2 separate regions of the Homo sapiens genome follow, and region 1 is linked to region 2. The links are chromatin loops, found by intact Hi-C in ENCODE. Cell type or tissue: heart left ventricle. All regions are shown on one strand. Each heading gives the region's core, and the rest is flanking DNA. Links, peaks and the distances in the headings are about the cores only. Region 1 overlaps NCOA3 (nuclear receptor coactivator 3). Region 2 has its middle 14 kb from the start of NCOA3.

Region 1 (15,357 bases), core at 7,415-9,914, 87 kb after region 2:
TGTTGCCCAGGCTGGTCTTGAACTCCTGTCCTCAAGTGTTCCTCCAGCCTCACAAAGGATTGGGATTACAGTCATGAGCCACCATACCTGGTGGCTTTTAAGTCTTTTGTTAAAAACAACTCTGGCAGAGCAAGAAGACATACAGGCCACTATTTTGTTTGCTTTTGTTTTATAGTCAGTATTTCCTTTCAAGTTCTATTTTTGGCACAGAAGCTGCATTGGTCCTGGAAGAAGACCAGGCAACAAGCTGCTGTGGCTCCAGTTGAGTTTACTTTCCTTGACAAGTGAGGAATGCATTGGGTACTTGAATAAAACCAGGGAGGAATGATGGCACTTCCGTTGTGCCAGACCGTGGCAAGAAGCTAGGCAGCTACTGTAAGTCTGTACTTTTTTTCTGTTATCTTTGGAATAGTTCACATGGTAGAAGAAAAAAAAATACAGGCATACCTCAGACCATTGTGATAAAATGAATATTGTGATAAAATGAGTCACTAATTTTTTGGTTTCCCAGTAGATAAAAAGTTATGTTTACACTCCATTCTGTTAAGTGTGCAGTAGCATTATGTCTAAAGAAACAATGTATATACCTTAATTAAAAAAATACTTTATTGTGGCCTGGTGGGTAGCTCCATCCCAGCACTTGGGGAAGCTAAGGCAGGTGGATCCCTTTAGCTCCATGAGACCAGCGTGGGCAACATGGCAAGATTCCATCTCTACCAAAACGATGTAAGAATTAACCAGGCGTGGTGGTGGTGTGTGCCGGTAATCCCAGCCATTTGGGAGGCTGAGGTGGGAGGATCACTTGAACCTGGGAGGCAGAAGCTGCAGTGAGCCAATATTGTGCCACCACACTCCAGCTTCGGTGACAGAGCCAGACTCTGTCTCAAAAAAAAAAAAATTATTGCTAAAAAATGCTGATTGATCATCTTAACATTTAGTAAGCTGTAAATCTTGCTGGGTGAAGGTCTTGCCTCAGTATTGATGGATGCTGACTGATCAGGGTGGTGGTTAATGAAGGCTGGGGTGGCTGGGACAAATTAAAACAGTTTTTTTTTTTTTTGAGGCAGAGTTTTGCTCTGTTGCCCAGGCTGGAGTGCAGGGTGTGATCACAGCTAACTATAACCTCTGCCTTCCGGGTTCAAGCAGTTCTTCTGCCACAGCCTCTCATGCTGAGGCAGGAGGATCACTTGAGCCCAGGAGTTCAAGACCAGGATCACTTGAGCCCACGAGTTTGAGACCAAGCTGGGCAACATAGCAAGACCCCATCTCTATAAAATATTACAAAAATTAGCTGGGCATGGTGGCATGCGCCTGTAGTCCCAGCTACTCGGGAGGCTGAGGTGGGAGGACTGCTTGGGCCTGGGAGGCAGATGTTGCAGTGAGCCAAGATTGTGCCTCTGCACTCCAGCCTGGGCAACAGAGCCAGACCCTATCTCCCCACCCCATACCGTCCCCCAATAAAAAATAAATAATTTTGTTTTTTTAAAGGCTGGATGCGGTGGCTCATGCCTGTAATCCCAGCACTTGGGGAGGCTGAGGTGGGTGAATCACCTGAGGTCAGGAATTTGAGACCAGCCTGGCTAACATGGTGAAACCCTGCCTGTCTCTATTAAAAATACAAAAATGAGCCAGACATGGTGGAGGCGCCTGTAATCCCAGCTACTTGGGAGGCTGAGGCACAAGAATTGCTTGAACTCGGGAGGCGGAGGTTGTAGCGAGCTGAGATTGTGCCACTGCACTCCAGCCTGGGTGACGGAGAGACCCTGTCTCAACAACAGCAACAACAAAAGTCAATCCTCTCAAAACCCTGCTGCTCATGGCTGGGCGCAGTGGCTCACGCCTGTAATCTCAGCACTTTGGGAGGCCGAGGAGGGCGGATCACAAGGTCAGGAGATCAAGACCATCCTGGCTAACACGGTGAAACCCCGTCTCTACTAAAAATACAAAAAATTAGCTGGACGTGGCGGCGGGTGCCTGTAGTCCCAGCTACTCGGGAGGCTGAGGCAGGAGAATGGCACGAACCCGGGAGGCAGAGGTTGCAGTGAGCTGAGATCACGCCACTGCGCTCCAGCCTGGTTGACAGAGTGAGACTCCGTCTCAAAAAAAACAACAAAAAAAAAACCCTGCGGCTCCTTTAAGAACTATGTTTATGTGATATTCTAAGTCTTTTTTTATGATTTCGACAATGTTCACAGAATCTTCACTGGGGTAGATGCCATCTCATGAAACCACTTTATTTGGTCATCTATAAGAAGCAACTCCTTAAGGCTGGGTGTGGTGGCTCACACCTGTAATCCCAGCAGGCGGATTGCTTGAGCCCAGGACTTTGAGACTAGCCTGGGCAACATGGTGAAACCCCATCTCTACAAAAAATACAAAAATTAGCCAGGTGTGGTGGCACATGCCTGTAGTCCCAGCTCCTCAGGAAGCTGAGGCAGGAGGATTGCTTGAGCGTGGGTGGTTGAGGCCTCAGTGAGCTGTGGTACGCCACTGCATTTCAGCCTAGGTAACAGAGTAAGACCCTGTCTCCAAAAAAGCAGGGAGCAACTCCTCAAACTCCTCATCTGTTGAAGTTTCATCGTGAGGTTACAGTAATTCAGTCACATCTTCAGATTCCATGTCTTTTCCTATTTCCACCACACTTCCAGTTACTTCCTCCACTGAAATCCTGAACCCTTCAAAGTCATCCATTAGAGTTGGAATCAACGTCTTTCAGACTCCTATTTGTGTTGATATTTTGACCTCCTCCCGTGAATCAGAAATGTTCTTAATGGCATCTAGAATGGTAAATCTTTACCAGAAAGATTCACTTTGCCCATATCCATCACAGAAATCATTATCTATGGCAGCTGTAACTTTATGAAATATGTCTTAAATAGTAATACTTGAAAGTTAAAATTGCTCCATAATCCATGGGATGCAGAACAGATGTTGTGTTAATGGGCGTGAAAACAACATTAATCTCTTTGTACCTTGCTATCAGAGCTCTTGGGTGACCACGTGCACCGTTAATGAGCAGTAATATATATACACACACACACACACACACACACACACACAAGTATATACATATATGTGTGTGTGTGTGTGTGTATATACATTTTTTTTTTCCCATACAGAGTCTTGCTCTGTCATCCAGGTTGGAGTGCGGTGGCATGATCTCAGCTCACTGCAACCTCTGCCTCCCAGGTTCAAGCAATTCTCCTACCTCAGTCTCCCAAGTAGCTGGGATTACAGGTGTGTGCCACCACGCCTGGCTAATTTTTGTATTTTTAGTAGAGACAGGGTTTCACCATGTTGGCTAGGCAGGTCTAGAACTCCTGACCTCAGGTGATCCACTCACTTCAGCCTCCCAAAGTACGGGGATTACAGGTATGAGCCACCGTGCCCGGCTAATTTTCTTTTCTTTCTTTTTTTTTTTTTTTGAGACAGATTCTCGCTCTGTTGCCCAGGCTGGAGTGCAGTTGCGTGATCTTGGCTCACTGCAACCTTCACCTCCTGTGTTCAAGCGATTCTTGTGCTTCAGCCTCCAGAGTAGCTGGGACTACTGGCACACACCACCACACCCGGCTAATTTTTGTGTTTTTATTAGAGATGAGGTTTCACTATGTTGCCCAGGCTGGTCTCGAACTCCTGGCCTCAAGCAATCCACCTGCCAGCAGTAATATTTTGAATTTTTTTTTGGTGAGCAGTAGGTCTCAACAGTGGACCTAAAATATTCAGTAAATCATGCTGTAAACAGATGTCATTCAGGCTTTATTGTTCCATTTATAATGCACAGGCAGAATAGATTCAGTGTAATTCTTTTTTTCTTTTTTTTTGAGACAGGGTCTGCCTCTGTCACCCAGGCTGCAGTCTGCAGGCTGCAGTGCTGTGGTGCAATCTCAGCTTAATGCAACCTCTGCCTCCAGGCTCAAGCAATCCCTTCCACCTCAGCCTCCTGAGTAGCTGGGACTACAGGCACATGCCACCATGCTCGACTAATTTTTTTGTTCTTTATGGAGACAGGGTTTCACCATGTTGCCCAGGCTGGTCTCTAATTCCTGGACTCAAGTGATCTGCCTGCCTTGGCCTCCCAAAGTGTTGGGATTGCAGGTGTGAGCCACTACACCTGGCCCTTTCATTTTTATGTTATGTAGATGGGTTCTTTCCTTAAACCTCATGAAGCAACCTCTTCTAACTTTTCTTCAGCTTCCTCAACTGTCTCAGCCCTCATAGAATTGAAGAGAGTTATGGTCTTGCTTTGGCTTATGGAATATTGTGGTTGGTTTGATCTTTCCAGTCCATGAAAACATTCTTCTTACCAGCAATAAGGCTGTTTCACTTTCTTGTTATTCCTGTGTTTATTGGAGTAGCACTTTTAATTTCCTTTTAATAACTTTCTCTGAGGCTGAGGTAGGGGGATCGCTTGAACAGCCAGCAGTTCAAGGCTGCAGTGAGATGTGATTGCACCACTGCACCCCAGTCTGGGCCATATGAACGAGACCCAGTATCTAGTAAAAGAAAAAAAAACAGTACTTGTCTCTTCGCATTCACAACTTGGCTGTTTGGTGCAAGAGTCCTAGCTTTCAGCCTCAGCTTTTTGACATGCCTTCCTCACTAAGCTTAATCATTTCTAGCCCCCCCCACCTGCCTTTTTTTTTTATGAGACAGTCTCACTCTGTTGCCCAGGCTGGAGTGCAGTGGAACAATCTCAGCTCACTGCGACTTCCACCTCCCGGGTTCAAGTGATTCTCCTGCCTTAGCCCACCAAGTAGCTGGGATTGTAGGTGTGCGCCACCAGACCCAGCAAATTTTTATATTTTTGGTAGAGATGGGGTTTCACCATGTTTGTCAGGCTGCTCTTGGGCTCCTGACTTCAAGTCATCTGCCCGGCTCAGCCTCCCAAAGTGCTGGAATTACAGGGGTGCGCCACCATGCCTGGCCCATTTCTAGCTTTTGACTTAAAGTGAGAGATGTGCATTTCTTCCTTTTACTTACTTGAACACTTAGAGACCACTATAGGGTTATTATTTGGACTTATTTCAATATTGCTGTGTCTCAGGGAATAAGGAGGCCTGAAGAGAAGGGAGAGAGATGGGGAATAGCTATTGGAGCAGTGAGAATATACACAGCATTTACTGATTAAGTTTACCATCTTATATGAGCACAGTGCATGGTGCCCCAAAACAATTAACAATAGTAACATTGAAGAACACTGATCGCAGGCTGGGCATGGTGGTTCACACCTGTAATCCTAGCACTTTAGGAGGCTGAGGTGGGTAGATCACCTGAGATCAGGAATTCAAGACCAGCCTGACCAACATGGTGAAACCCTGTCTCTACTACAAAAATTAGCCAGGTCTGCTGGCAGGCGCCTATAACCCCAGCTACTCAGTAGGCTGAGGCAGGAGAATTGCTTGAACCCGGGAGGCGGAGGTTGCAGTGAGCCGAGAGCTGAGATCCTGCCACTGCATTCCAGCCTGGGTGACAGGGCAAGACTATTGTCTCCAAAAAACAAACAAACAAACAAAAAAACACTGATTACACATCACCATAAGAGATAAAATAATAATGAAAAAGCTTCTTGAGATAATAGGAGCATCACCAAAATGTAAGGGAGGCATACAAAGTGAGCAAATGCTGTTGGAAAATTGGCACCAGTAGACTTACCTGAAGCAGGGCTGCCACAAACCTCAATTTGTAAAAAGCGCAATATCTGTAAAGCACAATAAAATGAGGTATGCCTGTAGGGCCAGGAAAAATTGAGGAAAAATTCATTCCTCTTCACTGCCCCACAGGTGTCTTGGGGAGAGGGAGTATGAAAAACTAATTTAATTTTACCCTTTGTCTTTCAGGTTTGTCCTATTTCAAAGGCACGTGATGGGATCTTTTTGAAGTGCCTTTCTTAGCCACACCTAGGGATTAGGTTCTCTGAATTCAGGGACTTCTCACAGTATGTTTTTACTTGGTTGCCTTCCTTTTCCTAAAATGATTTAAGAAGTCCTTTGCACATACAGAATGCTCCGTGGCCATTAAATAACAACCCTTTTCCTGCCAGTCATTGACCTCCAAAAATTCAAGGGGTCAGTTTGTTTGAACTTGAGATCTAACACCATTTGTTCAGTTTTTTTGTTGAAATTACTGAATCAAACTTCAGAAAAAGGGTGGGGAGCACAACAGAGTGACAAAATTATGCTATTAAGTTGTGTAGAAAATAGAAAACACTTTTGAACATATAGACAAGATAAAAAGGCCACGTTTTGCGTTCGTCATACAACCGCTAAAAATACAGCAGTGCCTTGCTGCTGCTCTGTCTCTGTGGAATATCATGGTTAAAGTATAACCCCCATTTGGTGCATAGGAAAAAGGCACACAAAATTAATTTAATTTTTCTAAGATTACATATATAAAATTACAAGGAACGTGTAGATTTCCTGACTATACCTGGTATTTTATCAATGAATTGAAATGTGTAAAGAACCTCAGAGTACAACAGAGTAATTACTATGGTTTCCTAGCATGCATTGTAACTACTTAATACATTATTAATTATTCAGGGAGGTGGTTTTTTCTAGTTGCTACTATGTATATTTTGATTTTTTTTTTTTTTAGCACAGAGGCATAGTAATATTTGTATTAATGTTGGTGAAATGAAAATTTAAAATTTTATGTAAAATGAAAATTTAAATTGAATTTCAGAACAAAACTTTATCAAATATTTTCCAAAATAGGCTTTTGTGTTTTAAGTTTCTACCTTAATTAACTTTTAGGCCACCCTTGGTTTTTGAAATTTGAATCTGATTCTGTTTTCTTCAAGGGCCTGTATCTTCCTTTGTATACGCTTTGCATAGCAAGTACAGGTCATGCTTAGCATTGTGTTGAATGTTGAGTTTATTTCAGTGTAAACTGAATGCTTTAGCGTAAACTCAGCATTCAACACAATGTCTGGCATTAAATGATTTGCATAGTATTATGTAAAATGTTCTTGTACATTGTAGCAGTGAGGATATCTGATATAATTTTGACATCAGCATTATATATGTAATTACATTTCTATTTTTAAGTATTAAGGAATGGAAATATTTTAATCTTAATATACTTAGGAACTCTGGGATCTTCCCCAACCTCCCCACTTCCCCCAATAGCTGCTGCTGGAGATGGAATCCTATCTGAGGGTTAATAATAATGCCATCACCCATTCCCTTCCCCCAGCCTTATGCTAGAGCCTAGTTTGCCTGCAGCTGCAGTGCTAGGCATCTTTCAGGAAGTGACCTTGGCTTGTATTAATCAAATTCAGAACACACAAAAAAGCTTCTTGCTAACATGCTGACTTGATGTAAAATTTTATCGCATCCATTTTGTTTCAAAATGAGGCCATTTTGTAAAAAGAAGATATACAGAAGACCCCTAATTTATTATATATCTATATATACGTATATGTAAAGCTTTTGCAAACCATGTTGAAAAAACAACTAGGTCTATTTTAAAGTAGACTTTTTATTGCCAAATATGCATAAACTTAAATCATGAAGGCTTGGGAATTGTTACTAGAAAATTACTTCTTTTAATGTCGAATTAAGAAAAAACTATCAGCATCGAGTTTATTTACTATCTTAACTGACATTATATTGCTATATAAACTTTAAACACTGAAGTTATTTTGGAACCCTTCAGCAGTTATATTAAGTCACACACTTCTGTATATTTGCTTACTTTCACGTTTTCAGAAATAACTGGTATCTTACTTTGCTGGTTTGGATAAGAGCTAATATCCTACATGAAATCGTTTTCTTAGGCAATGGTGGTGCCTACAGGGTATTCTAAACGTAAAGGTAAATTTAAGTCAATGAGTCTGTTAAAATTCAACTACCTATTGTGTCAAAGAGAGAAATATTGCTAACTACAAATTTACAGTGTGTTCATTTAGGATTTGACTAATCATTTTAATAGTAGAGCAGTTAATACAGCGATTTCACTTTTATCCTGTGGTGCTTCAAAGGCATCTAGTTTTTAAATGTAGTCCAGTTAAGGTGTATGTAGTAGAGGTTTTCATTTTAGACTTGCTCAATGTTAAATATAGAATGTTGAAAATATTATTTAATGGATTAGTTTATTGGTTTCTGCATTTGAAGAAATTTACATAAATTAGTTAGGGAGCAGTTGTACCTACTGCCAAATGGTTCACTCCTGAGTTTATTGTACAGTTACTCCCAGGTACTGAAATATAAGAAAAGAAAAATTTAAACCTTAGCTAAGAGCTCTGCCTGCATTTCTGTGGATCCACATTATGAAAAGGATAGAGGAACATTACCTGTGTATAGTAATGGTTTGAGGAGAGGGTAGGGAAACTATGCAAATAAAAAAATTGGGGTATAGGCAAATCCTTCAGTTAGATGTCTTTATTATCTGAGTTACTTTTAAAGCATTTACTGGATACACAACCAGTATTATCTTTTTACCATCCTATAAATTGTTCATAGAATTGCAACCTCATGGAGGAAAATCCATCTCCTTTACCTGCCTAAATTTATTCTTTGTCTTGATACTAGCATTAATAATTGGTTTGTTAGATACTACAGGCTAAAGAAACTCAGATTTCAAGAAGAAAGAAGATAATTACTCGATCATTTCTCCCCTCAAACACCTGTTTAAAATATATTGTCTTGAATAAAATTGTCACCTTGAACTTATTGTGTTCTTTGCCTTCTCCACTCCCCTGTCCTTAAAAAAAATAAAAAGAAGGGAAAGCCTTATAAGAAAAGGAAAATGTGCAATCCTGGTAGCCAATGAGTTAATGTTCATTTGCAGCCCGAGGGGTCAGCATGCAGCCTGTGTTTCCTGATTGGCTGCTAAAAGGTGAAATTGAAACCACTGTAAACTTTTGACCCTGTAGCAATTCTTGTGGAACGCCTTCCACTGGTGGAGCCCAGAGCTTTGCTCACTTCCCCACCCAACTCTCCCACCCTCTTTCCTGTATTTATTTTGTGTGATCCTGCAGCACTGCATGCAGTTTTTCCAAAGTGGCAGGGAGAGAGAGGCAGAACAAGCGCAAGCAAGCGGCTTGCTTGAATGCCTGTTTTGGTAACCATTGGATAAGAGCTAATATTCAACTCAGCCAAAGATATCAGGCCTTTTATACTAATCTGCCAACCAGATTTTTAAGTTTTCTCCTTAATCTAAAGCTAATTTAAAAAAATTTAGGCTAGTTTAGTTCCATTGTTCATCAGTGGATAGTATCGTTGTATAAGCAAAAATGTATGGCATAATTTCCTGGATGTCTTGAATTAAAAATAAGTTTTAAGTTTTAGCTACCTTTACCCCATTTATGTTTCCTGTATCCCTATGTAATTTTTACACAAATGGCCATTTCATAGAAGGTTTTTTGTCTTTTGCCTTTATTATGAAGAAACTCAAATGGCATTTTGGTTATGACAACTCTGGACATAATTGCAGAAATTGTACAATTAATGCCTCCCCCTTTGGCTGAGATAAATGGTTTTGGATTTGTCTTGCTTTCACATGTAAATAGTGTTGAACAGTTAACAACCCCATGAAAAAGGCAGGGTAGTTTTTCTCTATTCTTTCCTTATACTCTCATGGGACTCTGGTCTTTTTAATTCTTCCTTTTATCCATGGTGTCTAGCACAATGTGGCACATGGATGCTTAGCAGATGCTTACTGAATGAACATAGCTTTCATTTTAGGAACTTTAGGTCTGTTTATACCTGCTTCCCTTTTCCTAATTAATTGATGGCAGCAACTGTGATTTGCTTATTTCCAAGTGCCAGTGCAGTGCCTGATTCTAATAGATACACAGCAAGCATTTAATTGAAATCGAATTAAAATCTAACACAAGATCATTTCAAGAAGCAGGACTTTACAAAATCTAGGTTTTCAGAAGCCAAGGCGTCTGTTTTCACTGCGTTATTATGAATTTTCAGGCTGATTCCGTATAGAACTAAATGTTTAATTTATTAAATATGTAGAATACATTATAAGTCAGCTTGATTCTTTCTAGTATATATCACAAGATATGTGGTAATACCTGTCTTTATTTTACTAGACATGCATATGCTGTAATTTGAAATAATTCCTTGTCCCCCACTCCCTTATCAAGAAGATTATAGCATTTAAAAAAGATTGTTATAAATGTCTTACCAATGTTCTCCTGGGAAGCAAATACATTTTTACTTAATTGAACATACAATAATGGACTAAGTAATGGGAAAAAAAAATTCTTAAACTGAGTTAAGTTTATATAGCTCAAAAAAAGTGGTACCATTTTATATAACTTTATTATTATTATTTTTTAAGACAGAGTCTTGCTCTGTTGCCCAGGCTGGAGTGCAGTGGCGCGATCTCAGCTCACTGCAACCTCTGCCTACGGGGTTCAAGCGATTCTCCTGCCTCGGCCTCCCGAGTAGCTGGAACTACAGGCGCCCACCACCACACCCAGCTACTTTTTGTATTTTTAGTAGAGATGGGGTTTAGCCATGTTGGCCAGGCTGGTCTCGAACTCCTGACCTCAGGTGATCTGCCCACCTCGGCCTCCCAAAATGCTAGGATTACAGGCATGAGCCACTGCACCCAGCCCCATTTTATATAACTTGAAATGTTCATATGATTTTCAACTTGCATTTGGTCTTCTCCTTTCATTATAGCTACAGATTAGCTGTAGTTGATTGTTGCAAGTGAAACCTGTGGTTAGAGTTTTGATCAAAGATACTTATCACTTGATAAATAATCCCAACTGCAAAAGTGTTGGATTTTGACGTTAAATTTAACACTAATATTTTGCAGCCTTTAACCTGAAATTCATTTGGTGACCCAGTCTACTCTGTAGTACTTTGAAGATTATTGAGCAACAGCTAGCTTTTCCCAGTGACAGTGGCTCCCCTTTTCTGTGATTTTAGGGAAGTGAGGAAGGAGATCCTGGGAGCAGTGCCAGTGGGAGCTTGGAAAGAACAATGGGTTTAATATGATTAATTGTAGAATCCTTGCCCCTTTTCATGTTCAACAGTAAAAGAAAAACATGTTTATAATATTCAGTGGCTGCTTTTTGCCCTGTTGGTGTTTCCAAGCATTATATATTATATAGTTTGGATTTTCCTGTGTATCAACTCCTCTCCCCAATTTTATTCTTTGTTCTGGCTTTGAGGCATATCTTCTCAGACTAGCTATTAACAAGGCTTAATTTGATGTTTGATTTCCCCTCACGTCCTTTTAGGTCTCTGGTGATGAAGGCTTAAAATAAAAACCTAAAACTAAAACAGGGGCCATGTTGTCCAAGATGGACTCAGATTCCTGAGCTCAAGCAATCTTCCTGCCTCAGCCTCCTGAGTAGCTGGCGTTACAGGTGTGCGCTGCCATGCCTGGCCTGGTGATGCAGGTTTTGGTAATGTAGATGTCATCAGTAAACCATTAATTCTACTAGAAAATTTAATGTCCCTGTTACCTTCTCAGATGTCTAATGTTTCTGGAACTTCTCACATTTAGTTTTATGTCAGTATGATTTGGTTTTTGTATGTGTGATTGATGAAAATCTGAATTGTGAAAAGGGATAATCTTGTTTTTGATAAAGAAAAAAAATACTGTCCTAAGAAATCTGCTAGGATTGTTGCCTTTGCAGAATCTTTTTTCCAGACAAGTTTAACTCACCAGCAAATTTACTAACAGTTCTATACTTACAGGATCCTGGTATATAGTAGTACTCCTTTCCAGGTTCCTGGTAGGCAAGCCAATCATTGTTCTGTGACTATTTGCGAATCTCTCTGGTTTAATTATACACTTCCTTGGAGGGGAGAATTTTGTACCTGGCTTGTCTTTGTGTTACTGAACTGAACTGGGTCTATTTTTCTGTGTATGCAATGGAAAGCTGAACACTAAGCACCAAGTTTTTGTAGGAAGAAAAGTTTATTGCAAGGCTGCTGTGTAAGGAGACAGGAGTTGGGCTCAAATCTGCCTCTCTGAACTAGAGTTTGGGTGCAGGTTTTATATTTGGAGAGTAATGAGGTGTGATCTGAGTGGATCCTGCCATGGGATGATGTCAAGGCTTGATTTGGTTGCATCTTCTGTCCTGCCATGTGGTGTCTGCTCTTATTCATTCGCTGTTCCTCAGTTTGATCATTTAGATTCCACCCATGGTTGCATTCTTTGTTCATCTGGGCATGCTGACTTTACATGATCTTCCACCTGGGGGTCCAGCAGTTAACATTTGGGTCCAAGGGTGCAGATTGGCAGGGTCAGCATTCCTTTGAGAAGTACGAAGACCAGCACTATAACACTGGAGTATTAATCTAGGCCCTCTCACCACCTTCTACACGAGGCAGCAGTAATTGTTTCCTAGGTCCATTATGCTACTAGATACTTTCTGACTCAAATTCCTTTCCTGGCCGGGCACGGTGGCTCATGCCTGTAATCCCAGCACTTTGGGAGGCCGAGGTGGGCAGATTTCTTGAGGTCAAGAGTTCGATACCAGCCTGGCCAATGTAGTGAAACCCTGTCTCTACAAAAATTAGCTGGGCATGGTGGCATGCACCTGTAATCCCAGCTACTCGGGAGGCTGAGGCAGGAGAATCGCTTTAACCCGGGAGGCAGAGGTTGCAATGAGCCGAGATCATGCCCCACTGCACTCTAGCCTGTGCAACAGAGTGAAACTCCATCCCCCACCCCCATCCCCCCAAAAAATCCTTTCCTTATCCCACCTCTTTTGTTCCTTAGGTGCTAACCCCACCCCATGACCCTCCTTCGTCTTTCCTAATAAAGGAAAAAACATAAGAGAACCATTTTAGAAGTCAAACCTGATTTAAAACAGGGCCAGAAGATCTTAGAGGTTCTTTACAGAAGTTCTGCCTACCTTTTCTCCGTTCATCTTACACGAATTAAATTGGATAGCATAAAAATTCAAGTTAAAAAACATAACATTCGGTCCGGTATGGTGGCTCACACCTGTAATCCCAACACTTTGGGAGGCCGAGGCAGACAGATCACTTGAGCTCAGGAGTTCAAGGCCAGCCTGGGCAACATGGTGAAACCCTGTCTCTACAAAAAATATAAAAATTAGCTGGGTATGATGGTGTGTGCCTGTAGTCCCAGCTCCTTGGGTAGTTGATGTGGGAGTATTGTTTGAGCCTCGGAGGTCGAGGCTGAGGTGAGCCATGACCATACCACCACACTCCAGCCAGTCTGGGCACAGAGTGAGATCCTGTCTCAAAAAGAAAAAGAAAAAAGCTACAACTTTGGTGCACAAAATTATTAAAAATATTATATAAAATTACCTTCAGGCTGTGTGTATAAGTAACATAAATGAATTTTATGTTTGGACTTGGGTTTCTTCCCCTAGATATCTCAGTATGCATATGCAAATATTTAAGAAATCTGAAAAAAATTCGAGACACTTATGCTTCTAAGCATTTTGCATAAGGGATAGTCACCCGGCACTACCTAGAGTTTTCTTTTTCCTTTGTTGTGAGCCACATGTAATGTGCCTCCCATTCCCTGCTCACTGATTTTCTCCCCTCTAATTTTAGTTTCAGAAACACAACAGACCTTTCCATAATGCAGCTAGATTGTGGTTGGCTCTCCCTATATACTGTCTGCAGACTACACTACGTGGAATGTCCATGGCTATAATATGTTTGTTACTTGTAACTTGTGAATATATCATTTTTCCTTTCCCCCATACCAACAGATCTACCAATTCCAGCATGAAAGCTATTAACTTTAGGGCGTAATTATGGTTGTTATCTTGGTTCGATACCATTGGAATTAGTGGCAATCATATTGTTGCTTTATTGTTAAATTTGGAAATTCATAAGGTAAAGTGAATGTTCTTACTGGTTCACTTATTTATTGCAGCAGAACCTGCACGCCATTTCTTCAAGTGCAAAAGCCTGCTGTTTATATGTTCATGTGTTTTATTGTAGATTATTTTGAAGAACGGTCTCTCATTTCCTTGCTAATATTTTGTTTTGGTGGTCAAAATGCATCCTTTTATAGAAGGCAAGAAAACATCTGAGCCTTTCCTCTGGCCTTTGCTTGTTGGCTTTATCCATCCCTCCCTCATCTGATAATTTTTGGACTAGGGCATTTAAGCATTTGATTCTGCCAGGGTATTAATGTTGTCTTTATTCTCTGTTGAGCACTGATTTTGGACAAATGAATACCCCCACAAGTTCAGAGTACCCATCTGTTTTGATCACTTTTCAAGATTCAGAACTGGTCTCCACCACCTCCACTTTGCATTATCCATTTTTACAAACTGTGACAGAGTACATATTATATATGCTATGCCTGACTTTTATTTTAATTAATTAATTAATTAATTTACTTATTTTTGAGATGGAGTTTTGCTTTTGTTGCCCAGGCTAGAGCGCAATGGCATGGTCTTGGGTCACTGTAACCTCTGCTTCCCTAATTCAGGTGATTCTCCTGCCTCAGCCTCCTGAGTAGCTGGACTACAGGCGCATGCCATCACACCAAACTAATTTTTTGTATTTTTAGTAGATATGGGGTTTCACCATGTTGACCAGGCTGGTCTCAAACTCCTGACCTCATGTGATCCACCCACCTCGGCCTCCCAAAGTGCTGGGATTCGAGGCATGAGCCACTGCGCCTGGCCCTGACTTTTGTTTTTTAATTTTTATTTTTTTGTGTGTGGAGATGGTGTCTTGCTATGTTGCTCAGGCTGATCTTGAACTCCTGGCCTCAAGCGGTCCTCCTACCTCAGCCTTTCAAAGTTCTGGGATTATAGGCATGAGCCACTGCGCCTGGCCCTATGCTTGACTTTTCAAACAGAAGTAGTGATTATATGGTACAATAAGACATCTACTCAAATTCCTAGGAAGAGGTGGTGTACTTGATAGCTTTTGTTTGTTTCATATATCCAGGGAAGGGAAAAATGGGAAGACTTAATTTTTTTGAGAGAGAATCTCGCTCTGTCACCCTGGCTGGAGTGCAGTGGCATAGTCTCGGGTCACTGCAACCTCTGCCTCCCAGGTTCAAGTGATTCTCCTGCTTCAACCTCCTGAGTAGTTGGGATTACAGGCGGATGCCATGTCGCCCGGCTAATTTCTGTATTTTTAGTAGAGTTGGGGTTTTGCCATGTTGGCCAGGCCAGCCTTGAACTCCTGACCTCAAGTGATTTGCCCGCCTTGCCTCCCAAAGTGCTGGGATTACAGGCGTGAGCCACCACGCCCGGCTGGAAGACTTAATTTGTGGGTGACTAATCATAATGCTTAAATGAAGAAAAGACAATAAAATTCAATCCCTCCTCTTCTTTTTGTCCTCAGGATCAAAATACTTGCTGGATGGTGGACTCAGAGACCAATAAAAATAAACTGCTTGAACATCCTTTGACTGGTTAGCCAGGTAATT
Region 2 (15,357 bases), core at 8,437-10,936:
CTGCAACCTCTGGCTCCTGGGTTCAAGTAATGCTCCTGCCTCAGCCTCCCAAGTAGCTGGGACTACAGACGTGTGCCACCATGCCCAGCTAATGTTTTGTATTTTTAGTAGAGACGGGGTTTCACCATGTTAGCCAGGATGGTCTTGATCTCCTGACCTTGTGATCCACCCGCCTCCCAAAATGCTGGGATTACAGCCGTGACCCGCAGTGCCAGCGAGAATTCGTATTTCTAACCTAACCTAATCTAATCTAATCAAGTGATTCTGGCCCACAGATAACACTTAGAGAATCACTGGGAGCTGGGTGTTGTGATTTGTGTCTGTAATCCCAGCACTTTGGGAGGCCAAGGCAGGAGGATCCCTTGAGGCCAGAAGTTGGAGACCAGCCTGGACAACACAGCAAGACCTCATCTCTACTAAAAATTTAAAAAGTAGCCAGGCATGGTAGCATGCACCTGTAGTCTTAACTACTTGAGAGGCTGAGGCAGGACGATGGCTTGAGCCCAGGAATTTGGCTGCAGTGAGCTATAATCACACCACTGCGCTTCAGCCTGGGCAACAACAGAGGGAGACCCTGTATGTTAAAAGAAAACAAAACAAAAAAATCATTGGCTTAAACTGACATTTATATAATGTCAAACTGATTAGGCTGGGTGCAGTGGCTCACACCTTGAGCTTTGGAAGGCTGAAGCTGGCAGATTGCTTGAGCTCAGGAGTTCAGGACCAGCCTGGGCAACATGGTGAAACCCCATCATAAAAAGAAAGAAAGAAAGAAAGAAAGAAATACAAATTCTCAGCTCTTCTTCCTTCCTTTCCTTCCTTCCCTCCTTTCTTCCTTCCTTCCTCCTTCTTTCCTTTCTTCCTCCTTCCTTTCTTCCTTCCCTCCTTCCTTCTTTCTCTCTTTCCTTCCTTCCCTCCCTCCCCTCCTCTCTCTCTCTTTCTCTTTCTTCCTTCCTTCCTTCCTTCCTTCCTTCCTTCCTTCCTTTCTTTCTTTCTTTTTCTTTCTTTCTTTCTTTCCTTCTTTGCCTTCCTTCCTTCCTTCTTTCCTTCCTTCCTTCCTTCCTTTCTTCTTTTCCTTTCTTTCCTTTATTTCCTTTATTTTTCTATTGACAGGATCTTGCGCTGTCACTCAGGCTGGAGTGCAGTGGTGCAATCTCACTGCAGGTTGCTCACTGCAACCTTCTCCCCCAGGCTCAAGCAATCCTCCCACCTCAGCCTCCCGAGTAGCTGGGACTACAGGTGTGCACCACCATGCTGGCTATTTTTTGGTATTTTTAGTAGAGATGGAGTCTCATTATGTTGCCCAGGCTGGTCTTGAATTTCTGAGCTCAAGCGATCCGCCTGCCTTGTCCTCCAAAAGTGCTAGGATTACAGGTATGAGCCACCATGCCTGGCCAAAACCCCGTCTCTACAAAAAATACAAAAGTAGCCAGGTTTGGTGGTGTGCGCCAGTAGTCCCGGCTACTTAGGAGGCTGAGGTGGGAGGATAGATTGAGCCAGAGAGATCGAGGCTGCAGTGAGCCATTATCCCACCACTGTACTCCAGCCTGGGTGACACAGTGAGACGAGACTGTCTCAAAAAACAAAAACAAACAAACTGATTATATTGAAGTATCATAAAGCAAGTTATAGACATGAAGTCACCCACAAAACCTAAAAATGTCCACTTCCCAGGGGTTCAATTCTCTACTTTCTCTTGCTGTCCACATCTAATCTGTTTTGAAGTTTTTCTTGTCTAGCTTCAACATATACCCTGAACCCCCATCCTTTCTCCTACATCGTCTTAGCCCAAGCTCATATCCCCTCTCGCCTAGAATACCGCAGCCACTTCTCATCTGGTATCCTCTCCCAGTCTTGACCCAACTCCCCACACAGTCACAGGGGTTATCGTTGGAAAATGCAAGTCAGATCATATCACTCTGTTAAAAACACATCCAGTGGCTACTGCAATTAGAATAAACGGCAAACTTCTTTTATGACTGACAAGAACCTGCATGCCCAGACCCTGCCTGTCTGTCTGGCATTCTCGTTGCTTCTTGAGCCTTGTTTATCACGCTCAGGTTTACTGGCGTCTTCCTCTTTCTGCACATATCAAACTCTTGGTACTTGTAATTGTCTGGATTGTACCCCACTCCCAGCCTGAATTCTGTGCTTGACAAAAGGCTACCTTTTCTATCTACTTACCTAAAGAAAGTGAAGAAATGTCTAAGATGTGCTGGTAGGTGAAAAAGTAAGGTGGGAAGTACGTATTGCATACATGTTACCTTTTTATTTATTTATTTATTTGAGATGGAGTCTTACTCTGTTGCCCAGGCTGGAGAGCAGTGGCGTGATCTCAGCTCACCGCAACCTCTGCCTCCTGGGTTCTAGCGATTCTCCTGCCTCAGCTTCCCAAGTAGCTGGGATTACAGGCATGCACTATCATGCCTGGCTAATTTTTCTATTTTTATTTTTCATTTTTATTTCTATTTTTTTGAAACAGAGTCTCTCTCTGTCGCCCAGGCTGGAGTGCAGTGGTGCAATCTTGGCTCACTGCAACCTCTGCCTCCCGGGTTCAAGCGATTCTCATGCCTCAGCCTCCCAAGTAGCTGGGATTACAGGCACGTGCCACCACACCAGCTAATTTTTGTATTTTTAGTAGAGATGGGGTCTCGCCATATTGGCCAGACTGGTCTTGAACTCCTGACTTCAGGTAATCCACCTGCCTCAGCATCCCAAATTGCTGGGTTTACAGGCGTGAGCCACTGCACCTGGCCTAAAAATTTTGTAGAGACAAGGTCTTGCTATGTTGTCCAGGCCAGTCTCAAACTTCTAGCTTCCAATGACTCCCACCTCAGCCTCCCAAATACTGGGATTACAAGCATAAGCCACTGCACCTGGCCTCTATGTTACCATTCAGGAGATATATAGCCCTTTGCTTGTACATGATTCAACTACTTCTGAAAGCATACACAAGAAACAGTTAACTCTTGTTGTCTCTAGGGAAAGATGCTGGGTGTCTAGGGAAGAGTGGAAGAAAGATTTTTACCAGAAATCTTTTGTACCTTTTGGATTTTGAACCACATTATACCTGGTCAAAGTAAATTAACAAATAAATACCATCAAGACTAACTAGTTAAATAAGTAGTTCTGTGGTTATTCTGTGCCTGTCACAAGCTGTTTTTTTTTTTTTTTTTTTTGTAGCACTGATTACAATCTGTAATTATCTTGCTTTTGTGTATGTGTTAACTGATGTTTTGTCCCCGTCCCCGCTGGATTACAAAGTCCTGAGAAGAGAGACTGTTGCTGTTTGTGTCTCACCATTACATGCCTAAGAATTAGCACAGTGCCTGGTAAACGGCAGGATGTCAACAAATATTTCTCTGGGATTTTTTGGTTTTTGTTTTTTCTGAGACAGAGTCTCGCTCTGTCGCTCAACCTGGAGTGCAGTGGCGCAATCTCGGCTCACTGCAACCTCCGTCCCCTGGTTCAAGTGATTCTCCTGCCTCAGCCTCCCCAGTAGCTGGGATTATAGGCACCCGCCACCAAGTCTGGCTAATTTTTGTATACATACATATATATATATATATATATATATATATATATATATATATATGTATTTTTTTTTTTTAAGATAGGATCTTGTTCTGTCTCCCAGGCTGGAGTGCAGTGGTGCTATCATGGCTCACTGCAGCCTGGAACTCCTGGGCTGAAGTGCTCCTCCGGCCTCAGCCTCCCAAGTAGCCAGGACTACAGGCATGTGCCACCATACCCAGCTAATTTTTTTTTTTGAGACCGAGTCTGTTGCTCTGTCTCTCAGGCTGGAGTGCAGTGGCGCGATCTCAGCTCACTGCAACCTCTACCTCTTGGGTTCAAGCGATTCTCGTGCCTCAGCCTCAAGAGTAACTGGGACTACAGGCACGCACCACCATGACCAGCTAATTTTTGTACTTTTAGTAGAGATGGGGTTTCACCATGTTGGCCAGGCTGGTCTCGAACTCCTGACCTCAGGTGATCTGCCTGCCGCAGCCTCCCAAAGTGCTGGGATTACAGGCATGAGCCACTGCACCCGGCCTCCCAGCTAATTTTTGCATTTTTTGTAGAAATGCGGTTTCACCATGTTGCCCAGGCTGGTCTCGAACTTCTGGGCTCAAATGATCCTTCTGCCTTGGCCTCCCAAATTGCTGGGATTATAGGGATGAGCCACTGTGCCTGGACTGTTTTTTTTGTTTTGTTTTTTTTTTTAATATGAAACACTTCATGAATTTGCATGTCATCCTTGCACAGGGGCCATGCTAATCTTTGTGTTATTCCAATTTTAGTATATGTACTGCAGCAGGGAGCATAAATATTTGTTGAATGAATGAATCTTGTCCAGCAGGGACGAAGTGGAAAGGAAGGTGCAATACAATCACTTGTGGATTCAGGATCTGCATACCTGACCGGCAGACCTGCTTGCTGGCTTGGAACCTCCTGAAGTTCATGACTGTCTAATGAATTCTGAATCAGCCATCCTCTGCAATTTCCTTGCTATGTCGGAGTCAGCGAGATTCTATTACCTGCTCTGGGCCTTAGGTTTCATGCCTGCAAAATGGGCCGAGTGAAATAGATCTGTGTTTGCCTAACTGGAGTTGTTCCTGTTCTATCTTTATGATTTTTGCCATATCGTCTATATTATTTAGCATTTTTATATCTGTACCATCTATATTATTTACTTAACATTTTTCTTGCATCGGTTCACTTATTTTTAGCTATATAAATATTATTTCAAAAGGAAACCTTATGTCAATACATAAGCAGAAAACCTATACCTCTTGCCATAAATGGGAGCTAGAAGTAAAAATAAAGACAGTGAAACAACACAATGTGATTACATGCTGGCTAGAGACTGTTGCCTGTACAGGCTTTAGGGTCCAGATCTGCTTGTCCTTTGTCATAAAGGAGATTGGGCTGGGGGTGGTGGCTCATGCCTGTAATCCCAGCACTTTGGGAGGCTGAGGTGGGAGAATATTTTGAGGTCAGGAGTTTGAGATGAGCCTGGGCAACATAGGGAGACCCTTGTCTCTACAAAAAAAAAAAAAAAATTAGCAGGGCATAATGGCACCTGCCTGGGGTCTCAGCTACTTGGGAGGCTGAGGTGGGAAGATCACTTGAACCTAGGAGGTCGAGGCTGCAGTGAGCCACGATTGTGCCACTGCACTCCAGCCTGGGCAAGAGAGTAAGACCCTGACTCAAAAAAATCAAAAACAGAAAAGGAGATTGTACCACACTGAGACTTCCTACTAGAGGTAGAATTAGAAGAGGATTGAAAAAGGGGTGACTGAGGCCGGGCGTGGTGGCTCAAGCCTGTAATCCCAGCACTTTGGGAGGCTGAGATGGGTGGATCACCTGAGGTCAGGAGTTCGAGACCAGCCTGGCCAACATGGTGAAACCCCATCTCTACTAAAAATACAAAAAAATTAGCCAGGGGTGGTGGTGGTGCCTGTAATCCCAGCTACTCGGGAGGCTGAGGCAGGAGTGTCGCTTGAACCCAGGAGGCAGAGGTTGCAGTGAGCCAAGATTGCACCATTGCACTCCAGCCTGGGCAATGGGAGCCAAACTCCATCTCGAAAAAAAAAGAAAGAAGAAAGAAAGAAAGAGAGAGAGAGAGAGAGAGAAAGACAGAAAGAAAAAGAAAGAAAGAAAGAAGAGAAAAGAAAGAAAGGAAAAGGGGTGACTGGCTGGGTGTGGTAGCTCACGGCTCTAATCCCAGCACTTTGGGAGGCTGGGATGGGAGGATCACTTGAGGCCAGGAGTTTGAGACCAGCCTGGGCAACATCGTGAGACCCCCCCATCTCTACTTAAAAAAAAAATGAAAGAGAGATTCCTTTCCACAGTGCTTTTTAATGGTGCCCGAATATTTTACCAAAAATAATCTCATCTACACTAGGGGAAACATTGAGTTTAAATTGCTCATTTCACAAACGTAGAAACTGAGGCCCAGTATGGGGGTTGAAATTTTCCAGGGTAGTCATTTGGGAATTTGTCAAGTCTGGACTGTAAGCTTTCATAATAGGAACTGCATTGGCATGTGCTTGGGACAGGTCTGGTATACAGTGTCATTCAATAAATGAGTCCTGAGCCAGGCATGGTGACACATGCCTATAGTCCCAGCTACTCAAGAGGCTGAGGCTGGAGGGTCCCTTGAACCCAAGAATTTGAGGTTGCAGTGAACTATGATTGCACCACTGCACTCCAGACTAGGCTACAGAGTAAGACCATGTCTCTAGAAAAAAAAAAGTAATAATAAATAAGAAAAAAAGAGAAAGAAATTAGTTTTTTTTTTTTAGAGACGGAGTCTCACTCTGTTGCCCAGGCTGGAGTGCAGTGGTGTGATCTCGGCTCACTGTAACCTCTGCTTCCCGGGTTCAAGCAATTCTCCTGCCTCAGCCTCCTGAGTAGCTGGGACTACAGGCGCATGCTGCCACGCCTGGCTAATTTTTTGTATTTTAGTAGAGACGGGGTTTCACCGTTGTTGCCCAGGCTGGTCTCGAACTCCTGAGCTCAGGCAATCCACCTGCCTCGGCCTCCCAAAGTGCTAGGATTACAGGCGTGAGCCACCGTGCCCGGCCAGAAATTAGTTTTTATTTTATTTATGTATTTATTCATTTATTTTGAGATGGAGTCTCGCTCTGTCCCTTGGCTGGAGTGCCGTGGCGCGATCTCGGCTCACTGCAAGCTCCGCTTCTGGGGTTCACGCCATTCTCCTGCCTCAGCCTCCCGAGTAGCTGGAACTACAGGTGCCTGCTACCATGCCCAGCTAATTTTTTTGTATTTTTAGTGGAGACGGGGGTTTCACCGTGTTAACCAGGATGGTCTTGATCTCCTGACCTCGTGATCTGCCCACCTCGGCCTCCCAAAGTGCTGGGATTACAGGCCTGAGCCAGGTTCTTTATCAAACCTGCTTGTTTTTTGTTTTTTTTTGTTTTTTATGATATTATTCTGTTTGCATATTTTGGTACCTTCTTTTGTGTCTTTAATAATTATTAGCTCATCTTTCGATGGTTTTTGTGCAAACATGCTATTATCTGAAAGTACGCCTTTGCTTGCTGGGTTGACTCCTAGCTCCAGGAGGATGATTTCTATATTGTAATTTTGGATTACATGAGCCCCAAGGCCTGATTTCCTGCCCTTGTATTTGCATTGCATTAGGAGGTCTTTGCTTTCTGAGACCCGTGACACCTCCTCCTCTGGCATAGTATCTATCAGTTCACACTACCGGTTGGGTTTCAGTTCCATTTTTGTTTTTTGACATGGGGGATTTCCCTTTCTTTCCTGTGAACCCTGTGATTCATTTAAAAGAGTACTTGTTATCTTTTACTCAGAATTTCCAGATGTTTTTGCGGGTGGGGTTGAGTGTTTCAGGCTATCTAATCTGCTGTATTGCTGGAAACTGACCACCTTTGCGCTTTTTTTAGTTTCTTTTCTCTACCCCCTAGCTCTGAATATTCAGTTTCTGTTCTTTCATTTCCCACCCTACTCCCTCCTGTCTCATATATCTTTTATACCTTCAGCTTCAAATCCTTTTCTTAACAAGTTGATTTACTCTGGAGTTTCTAATTTAAATGCATCCCAGGTGGCAATCTCACAGGTCAACCTGGTTCCTGTTGGGCCAGATATTCTGGGTCCAGCTATCTCATAAATCACTTGCCCTGCCCATGCATTGGCTGCCCCTGGGGCTGATGCCCATGTCTGACACAATCAGCTGTGGTGTGAGCAGAAGTTGCCAGTCACATGGTACCAAAGAAGGTGACTTCTGCTCTGTCTTTAGAAGGGTCTGTGGGTAAGTGGGGCAGACATCATGACTGACATGTACAGTAACATCCTTAACAGGTTTGCAATGTAGTTGATTGATAATAGCCAGAAGGTTTAAAATATTTTTTTTTTTGAGATGGAGTTTTGCTCTTTTTGCCCAGGCTGGTGTGCAATGGCGCGATCTCGGCTCACTGCAACCTCTGCCTCCCAGGTTCAAGTGATTCTCCTGCCTCAGCCTCCCGAGTAGCTGGGATTACAGGCATGCACCACCACCCTGGCTAATTTTGTATTTTTAGTAGAGACGGGTTTTCTCCATGTTGGTCAGGCTGGTCTTGAACTCCTGACCTCAGGTGATCCGCCCACCTCGGCCTCACAAAGTGCTGGGATTACAGGCGTAAGCCACCACGCCTGGCAAATTTTTATTTTTTTTAAAGCTAGAATCTTAACTTGCCTTATACATTCACCTCTGGCATAGATACTGTTTGCATGCCCCAACATGGCTACTCCTTCCATGTTCCTACTCTGTAAGTACTAAATCATTGATAGAGGGTTTGTCCTCTCAAATAAGCTTACTGTCATCACTTTAAAACACTATTTCTTTTCTTTACTTTTTTTTTTTTTTTTTTGAGACGGAGTTTCACTGTTCTTGTTGCCCAGGCTGGAGTGCAATGGCACGGTCTTGGCTCACTGCAACCTCTGCCTCCTGGGTTCAAGCAATTCTCCTGCCTCAGCCTCCTAAGCAGCTGGAATTACAGGCACCCGCCACCACGCCTGGCTAATTTTTATATTTTTAGTAGATACGGGGTTCCACCATGTTGGCCAGGCTGGTCTCGAACTCTTGACCTCAGGTGATCCGCCCGCCTCGGCCTCCCTAAGTTCTGGGATTACAGGTGTGAGCCACCGCACCTGGTCCCCGAATTCATTTTTTAAAAAAGGAAGTGTTTTATTCCAGGGCTGGAGTCAGCCAACCTTTAAATGCCCCCGAAACTCTATATGATGGGATACCATGTAGCCAGTGAAACATTATGAAGCTGCTTAACATTCAACAGTTAAAAAAGATCTCCCAGATACTTTACTTTTAAAAGAAGTTGTGGATACATTGTAGGTGTATATATCAATGGGGTATACAGGATGTCTTGTTACAGGCATGCAATGTGAAATAAGCACATCATGGAGAATGGGGTCCAGATACTTTAAGTTAAAAAAAAAAAAAGAGATAAAGCAGTGTGTATAATAGGCCTTATTTTGTGTTACAAAAATGTATATATATATAGACCAGATGCGGTGGCTCACGCCTGTAATCCCAACACTTTGGGAGGCCAAGGCAGGCGGATCACTTGAGGTTAGGAGTTCAAGACCAGCCTGGCCAACATGGTGAAACCCCGGCTCTACTGAAAATTAAAAAAATTAGCTGGGCGTGGTGGTGCACGCCTGTAATCCCAGCTACTTGGGAGGTTGAGTCAGGAGAATTGCTTGAACCCGGGAGGTGGAGGTTACAGTGAGCAGAGATCACGCCACTGCACTCCAGCCTGCGTGACAGAGGGAGACTCCATCTCAGAAAAAAAAAAAAAAGAATATATATAAATACGTGTGTGTGTGTGTGTGTGTTTATTTGTAAATGCATCTCTTAAATAATACCTAAGAAATTGGCAATGGTGGCTCCTCTGGAAGAGGAAGTGGGTGGCTGAGGGACTTACATCGCATTTCCTTTGTAGAAGTTAAAAATAAATGAAGAGGCTGGGCGCAGTGGCTGACGCCTGTAATCAAAGTGCAAGCAGCAGTTTGGGAGGCCAAGGCGGAAGGATCACTTGAGGCCAAGAGTTCAAGACCAGCCTGAGCAACATAGTGAGACCTTGTCTCTACAAAAAAATTTTAAAAATTAGCTGGGTGTGGTGGTATGCGCCTGTAGTCTCAGCTACTCAGGAGCCTGAGAAGCAGTGGAATAGTTTGAGCTGCGGTGAGCTATGACTGTACCACTGTACTCCAGCGTGGGTGACAGAGCGAGACCTTGTCTCTAATAAAATAAAAAATAAGGGCAGGGTGCGGTGGCTCACGCCTGTAATCCCAGTACTTTGGGAGGCCGAGGCGGGTGGATCACCTGAGGTCAGGAGTTCAAGACCAGCCTGGGCAACATGGTGAAACCCCGTCTCTACTAAAAATACAAAAATTAGCTGGGTGTGGTGGCATGTGCCTGTAATCCCAGTTACTCGGGAGGCTGAGGCAGGAGAATCGCTTGAGCCCAGGAGGTGGAGGTTGTAGTGAGCCAAGATTGCACCATTGTACTCCAGCCTGGGTGACAGAGCGAGACTCTGTCTCAAAAAAAAAAAAAATAAAATAAAATAAAAGGAAGGAGGAAAAAAGAAAGGAAAGAGGAAGAGAGGAGGAAAGGAAAGAAAATATTGTCTGGGTACAGTGGCTCATGCTTGTAATCCCAGCATTTTGGGAGGCTGAGGCAGGCAGATCACCTGAGGTCAGGAGTTCCATACCAGCCTGGCAAACATGGTGAAACAAAAATTAGCCATGTATGCTGGCACACGCCTTTAATCCCAGCTACTCGGGAGGCTGAGGCATGAGAATCACTTAACCTGGGAGATGGAGGTTACGGTGAGCTGAGATCTCGTAACACTGCACTCCAACCTAGGTGACAGAGCAAGACTCTGTCTCAAAAAAAAAAAAAGAAAAAGAAAAAGAAAATGGGCCCGGAGTGGTGGTTCACTCCTGTAATCCCAGCACTTTGGGAGGCTGAGGCGGGTGGATCACCTGAGATCGGGAGTTCGAGCCCAGCCTGACCAACATGGAGAAACCCTGTCTCTACTAAAAATACAAAATTAGCCAGGCGTGGTGGTGGACGCCTGTAATCCCAGTTACTCGGGAGGCTGAGGCGGGAGAATCGCTTGAACCCGGGAGGCAGAGGTTGTGGTGAGCCGAGATCATGTCATTGCACTCCAGCCTGGACAACAAGAGCAAAACTCCGTCTCAAAAAAAAAAAAAAAAAAAAGAGAAAATGTAAGAATAGCTCCTAAGCCAAGCTGGGAAAATATTTGCTGAAGAATGGCAACACCTCACATTTATCTGTCTCTAGAAAAAGGCAAGGGTTAAGTCAGTTCCTCAAAAAGGCCACCTCAGAAGCCATGGCCTTTCCACTGGCAGTACTTCTCTCTTGACTTTACCCTTAAGAGGAATTGGGATCTCAGATCTATATACCAAGCCTGGCCCATATGTTTGAGGTCATGAAAAAGAATGTGGGGGCCAAAAATTCATCCTCCTAGCTCAGTGTCTTCAAGCCTTTGGCTGAATCGCAGAACAGCAACAAACATATTTCACATTGTGATTCAGTATTGACACTTGTATTTCTTTCTCTTTTTTTGAGATGGAGTTTCACTCTTGTTGCCCAGGCTGGAGTGCAATGGTGCGATCTCAGCTCACTGCAACATCTGCCTCCTGGGTTTAAGCAATTTTCCTGCCTTAGCCTCCAGAGTGGCTGGGATTACAGGTGCACGCCGCCATGCCCGGCTAATTTTTGTAGGTTTTTTTTTTTTTTTTAAGATGGCCGGCTAATTTTTGTATTTTTTTAGTAAAGATGGGGTTTCATCATATTGGTCAGGCTGGTCTCGAACTCCTGGCCTCAGGTGATCCGCCCACCTTGGCCTCCCAAAGTGCTGGGATTACAGGCGTGAGCCACCACGTCTGGCCTATATATATACATATTTGTAACACAAAAAAAGGCCTATTATACATACTGCTTTACCTTTTTTTTTTAACTTAAAAGTGTCTGAACCCCATTCTCTGTGATGTGCTTATTTCACATTGCAAAACTGTAACAAAACATCCTATGTACTCCATTGATATATACACCTACAATGTATCCACAACTTTTTTTAAAAGTGAAGTATCTGGGAGATCTTTTTTAACTGCTGAGTGTTAAACAGCTTCATAATGTTTCATTGACTACATGATATTCCAACATATATAGTTTGGCTGACTCTTGGTATCCCATCATATAAAGGTTGGCTGACTCCAGCCCTGGAGTAAAACACTTCCTTTTTTAAAAAATGAATTTGGGGACCAGGTGTGGTGGCTCATGCCTGTGATCTCAGCACCTAGGGAGGCTGAGGCGGGCAGATCACCTGAGATCAGGAGTTCAAGACCAGCCTAGATAACATGGTGGAACCCCGTCTCTACTAAAAATACAAAAATTAGCCGGACATGGTGGTGGGTGCCTGTAATTCCAGCTGCTTAGGAGGCTGAGGCAGGAGAATTGCTTGAACCTGGGAGACAGAGGTTGCAGTGAGCCAAGACCATGCCATGGCACGCCACCCTGCGCGACAAGAGCAAAACTGTCAAAAAAAAAAAAAAAAAGAAAATGAGTTTTAAAGTGATGGCAGTAAGCTTATTTGAGAGGATAAACCCTCTTCCAGTGATTTAGTACTTACAGAGTAGGAACATGGAAGGAGTAGAGATGTTGGGGCATGCAAACAGTTCTATGCCAGGGGTGAATGTATAAGGTAAGTTAAGATTCTAGCTTTAAAAACATAAAAGTTAAAACCCTGTGGCTATTATCAATCAATTACATGGCAAACCTGTTAAGGATGTTACTGTACAAGATTTTGCATGGACATATGTTTTCAATTCACTTGGGTATATACTTAGGGGTATAATTGATGGGTCATATGGCAATTCTTTGTTTAACACTTTGGAGAACTGCCCACCAATTTTGCGAAATGGAGTACCATTTTACAGTCCCACCAACAGTGTACAAATGGTTCAATTTCTCTACATTGTGGTTAACACTTAAAAAACAAAACAAAACAAAACAAAAAACTGGGGTCAGGCACGGTGGCTCACGCCTGTAATCCCAGCACTTTGGGAGGCTGAGGCAGGCGGATAACCTGAGGTCAGGATTTCAAGACCAGCCTGGCCAACACGGCGAAATCCCATCTCCATTAAAAATACAAAAAATTAGCTGGGCCTGGTGGTGGGCACCTGTAATCCCAGCTACTTGGGAGGCTGAGGCAGGAGAATGGCTCGAACCCGGGAGGCAGAGGTTGCAGTGAGCCGAGATTGTGCCATTGCACTCCAGCCTGGGCAACAAGAGCGAAACTCTGTCTCAAAAACAAACAAACAAACAAACAAAAACCAAAAAAAACCCCAAAACTGGAATGCTTCACAGAATTTGCATGTCATCCTTGTGCAGGGACCACACTAATCTTCTCTGTATTGTTTCAGTTTTAGTGTATGTGCTGCCAACATGAGCATAGTCCTTATTTTTATTTTAGCCCTCTTACAGTGGGTACTTTTAAAGCATTTGATAGCAAATGATTTTTTCTTCCAAGGCAAATATGTTTAATATGTAAGTCTAGAAAGGAAAAGCAAAACAAAAATGAGCTGGGCTTCAAATTCTTCCAGCTGTGGAGTCATTTGCAGGTTGTGGAGCAGGACAAGTCTGTTGCAGCCAGGCCAGGTGCCAATTCCAACAGGCGCATGTGTCATCTCTGGCACAAAAATCACAGGTCACCAAACCCTGATTTGAGTTTAAAGGAAGAGGCATGAATAAGGCAACTCTGGGTTGTAAAGCTCAGGCTGCTCTTTATCTCCAAAAATTTGTCTTAAATATGATTCTTCTCAGGGGTGTTTTTCCCCTCTTTTAAGCAAAACAAGAAGTCAAGTACTTGTTTACCCTAAATTGCATTTTTTGATCTCTCTCTTCTGCTCTCTCTTTCCCCCTCAGTTGTGTGTCCTTCCCAGGGAGAAAAGTGGTTCAGAGTACAGCCTGGGGGTGGAGCTTGGGGCTGTGCCAGCTCATTTTCAGATTAGGTATTTCGTAACAGAGTTTTAGGCATGTGCAGGGTTTAGGCTTCTACCCAAGGAATCTATTTTCACTTGCAGGGAAATTTCACACTGTAATTACTATCATGAAGCAAAATATGGTGTGGGGTGAGGGAGGAGAACATTGTTACTAACCCTTGGATATTAACCCCTACGAAGCAAGTTTGGAACTGCCATACATTATCATTATTAACATTTGAGTGCTCTGTGCTTGACACTGTGTTTAGAGCTTTCACTATGCTGTTCTATTTAATCCTGATAATACCCTATGACATAAGCATTATTGTTGTTGCTATTATTATCATTATCAGTGTTCTCACTTTAGGAAATGGAGGCACAGAAAGTTCAAATAACCAGCCACTATCACACAGCTTTGTAAGTAGCAGAACCAGCTTAGCAGGTTAGGCAGTGAGTGTCAAAGCCCACATTTTCTTTTTTCTCTTTTTGGACTCCAGGGTGGAGTGTAATCACCTTGACTTCCCTGGCTCTAGTGAGCCTCCTGCCTCAGCCTCCCAGTAGCTGGGACTAAAGGTGCATGCCATCATACTTGGCTAATTTATGTATGTTTGTATGTATTTGTTTATTTTTGAGACCGTGAGCCCCACGATCTTGGCTCACTGCAGCCTTAACCTCCTTGGCTCAGGTGATCCTCCCACCTCAGCTTCTTGAGTAGCTGGGAGGCTACAGGCGCATGCCACCACACTTGGCTAATTTTTTTTTTTTTTTGGTATAGGCAGGGTTTTGCCATGTTGCCCAGGCTGGTCTCAAACTCCTGAGATCAAGTCATCTGCCCACCTGGCCCTCCCAAAGTGCTGGGATTACAGGCAGAGCCACTGCGCCTGGCCATAATTTTTCTAATTTTGTAGAGACAGGGGTCTCACCTTGTTGCCCAGGCTGGTCTTGAACTCCTGGAAAGTCCACACTCTTAACCATTAGGGTATCTGGCTATATCTCACACAATGAAAGAGGGAAGAATGTGGGAGATAGCAGTAGGGACAGAAACTGAGGCACGAAAATGACTTGAGCCCAAAAGGTCCAGGCTGCAGTGAGCCGTGAGCATGCCACTGCACTACAGCCTGGGTAGCAGAGTGAAACCCTGTCTCAAAAAAAAAAAAAAAAAAAAAAAATCAGTCGGGCACGGTGTCTCACTTTTGTAATCCCGGCACTTTCAGAGGCTGAGGCGGGCGGATTTTAAGACCAGCCTGGCCAACATGGTGAAACCCCATTTCTACTAAAAACAAAATTTGCCTGGCGTGGTGGTGCACGCCTGTAATCCCAACTACTCAGGAGGCTGAGGCAAGAGAATCGCTTGAACCCAGGAGGCAGAGGTTGCAGTGAGCCGAGATTGTGCCATTACACTCCAGCCTGGGTGACAGAGTGAGATTCCATCTCAAAAAATAAAAACAAAGGCCGGGCAAGGTGGCTCATGTCTGTAATCCCAGCACTTTGGGAGGCCGAGGCGGGTGGATCACAAGGTCAGGAGTTCAAGACCAGCATGGCCAACATAGTGAAACCCTGTCTCTACTAAAAATACAAAAAATTAGCTGGGCCTGGTGGCAGGTGCCTGTAATCCCAACTACTCGGGAGGCTGAGGCAGGAGAATCGCTTAAATCTGGGGGGCAGAGGTTGCAGTGAGCAGAGATCGCGCCACTGCACCCCAGCCTAGATGACAGTGTGAGACTTCACCTGAAAACAAACAAACAAAAAAACCCCAAACAAACCTGTGTACCCTAAACCTAAACGTACTAATTGATCACA

Evidence for each region. Peaks named below come from ENCODE experiments on the same cell type or tissue, not always from the same donor. Only the 100,000 strongest peaks of a DNase experiment are listed, where the experiment ranks them.
Region 1: a loop joins it to region 2, with 2.9 times the contacts of the local background. A loop is called at or near these places in 2 of 110 quality-filtered maps.

Annotation. Positions count from the first base shown.
Region 1 is chr20:47,567,911-47,583,267 of GRCh38, forward strand. It overlaps NCOA3 (nuclear receptor coactivator 3), which reads left to right. Exons shown (of 23, transcript NM_181659.3): 2 at 15,273-15,351. Among named protein-coding and RNA genes, the nearest start is that of NCOA3, 74 kb to the left of the region's middle. In heart left ventricle, for the core only: a CTCF peak has its summit at 8,874; no DNase peak of the experiment used is centred there; H3K4me3 peaks cover 402 bases; H3K27ac peaks cover 1,972 bases.
Region 2 is chr20:47,480,057-47,495,413 of GRCh38, forward strand. It overlaps the pseudogene RNU6-497P and the pseudogene RNU6-563P. Among named protein-coding and RNA genes, the nearest start is that of NCOA3, 14 kb to the right of the region's middle. RefSeq lists enhancers at 1-153, 154-706, 6,499-6,568, 7,169-7,498, 7,529-7,578 and silencers at 7,789-7,838, 7,859-7,918. In heart left ventricle, for the core only: no CTCF peak of the experiment used is centred there; a DNase peak (open chromatin) is centred at 9,544; H3K27ac peaks cover 593 bases.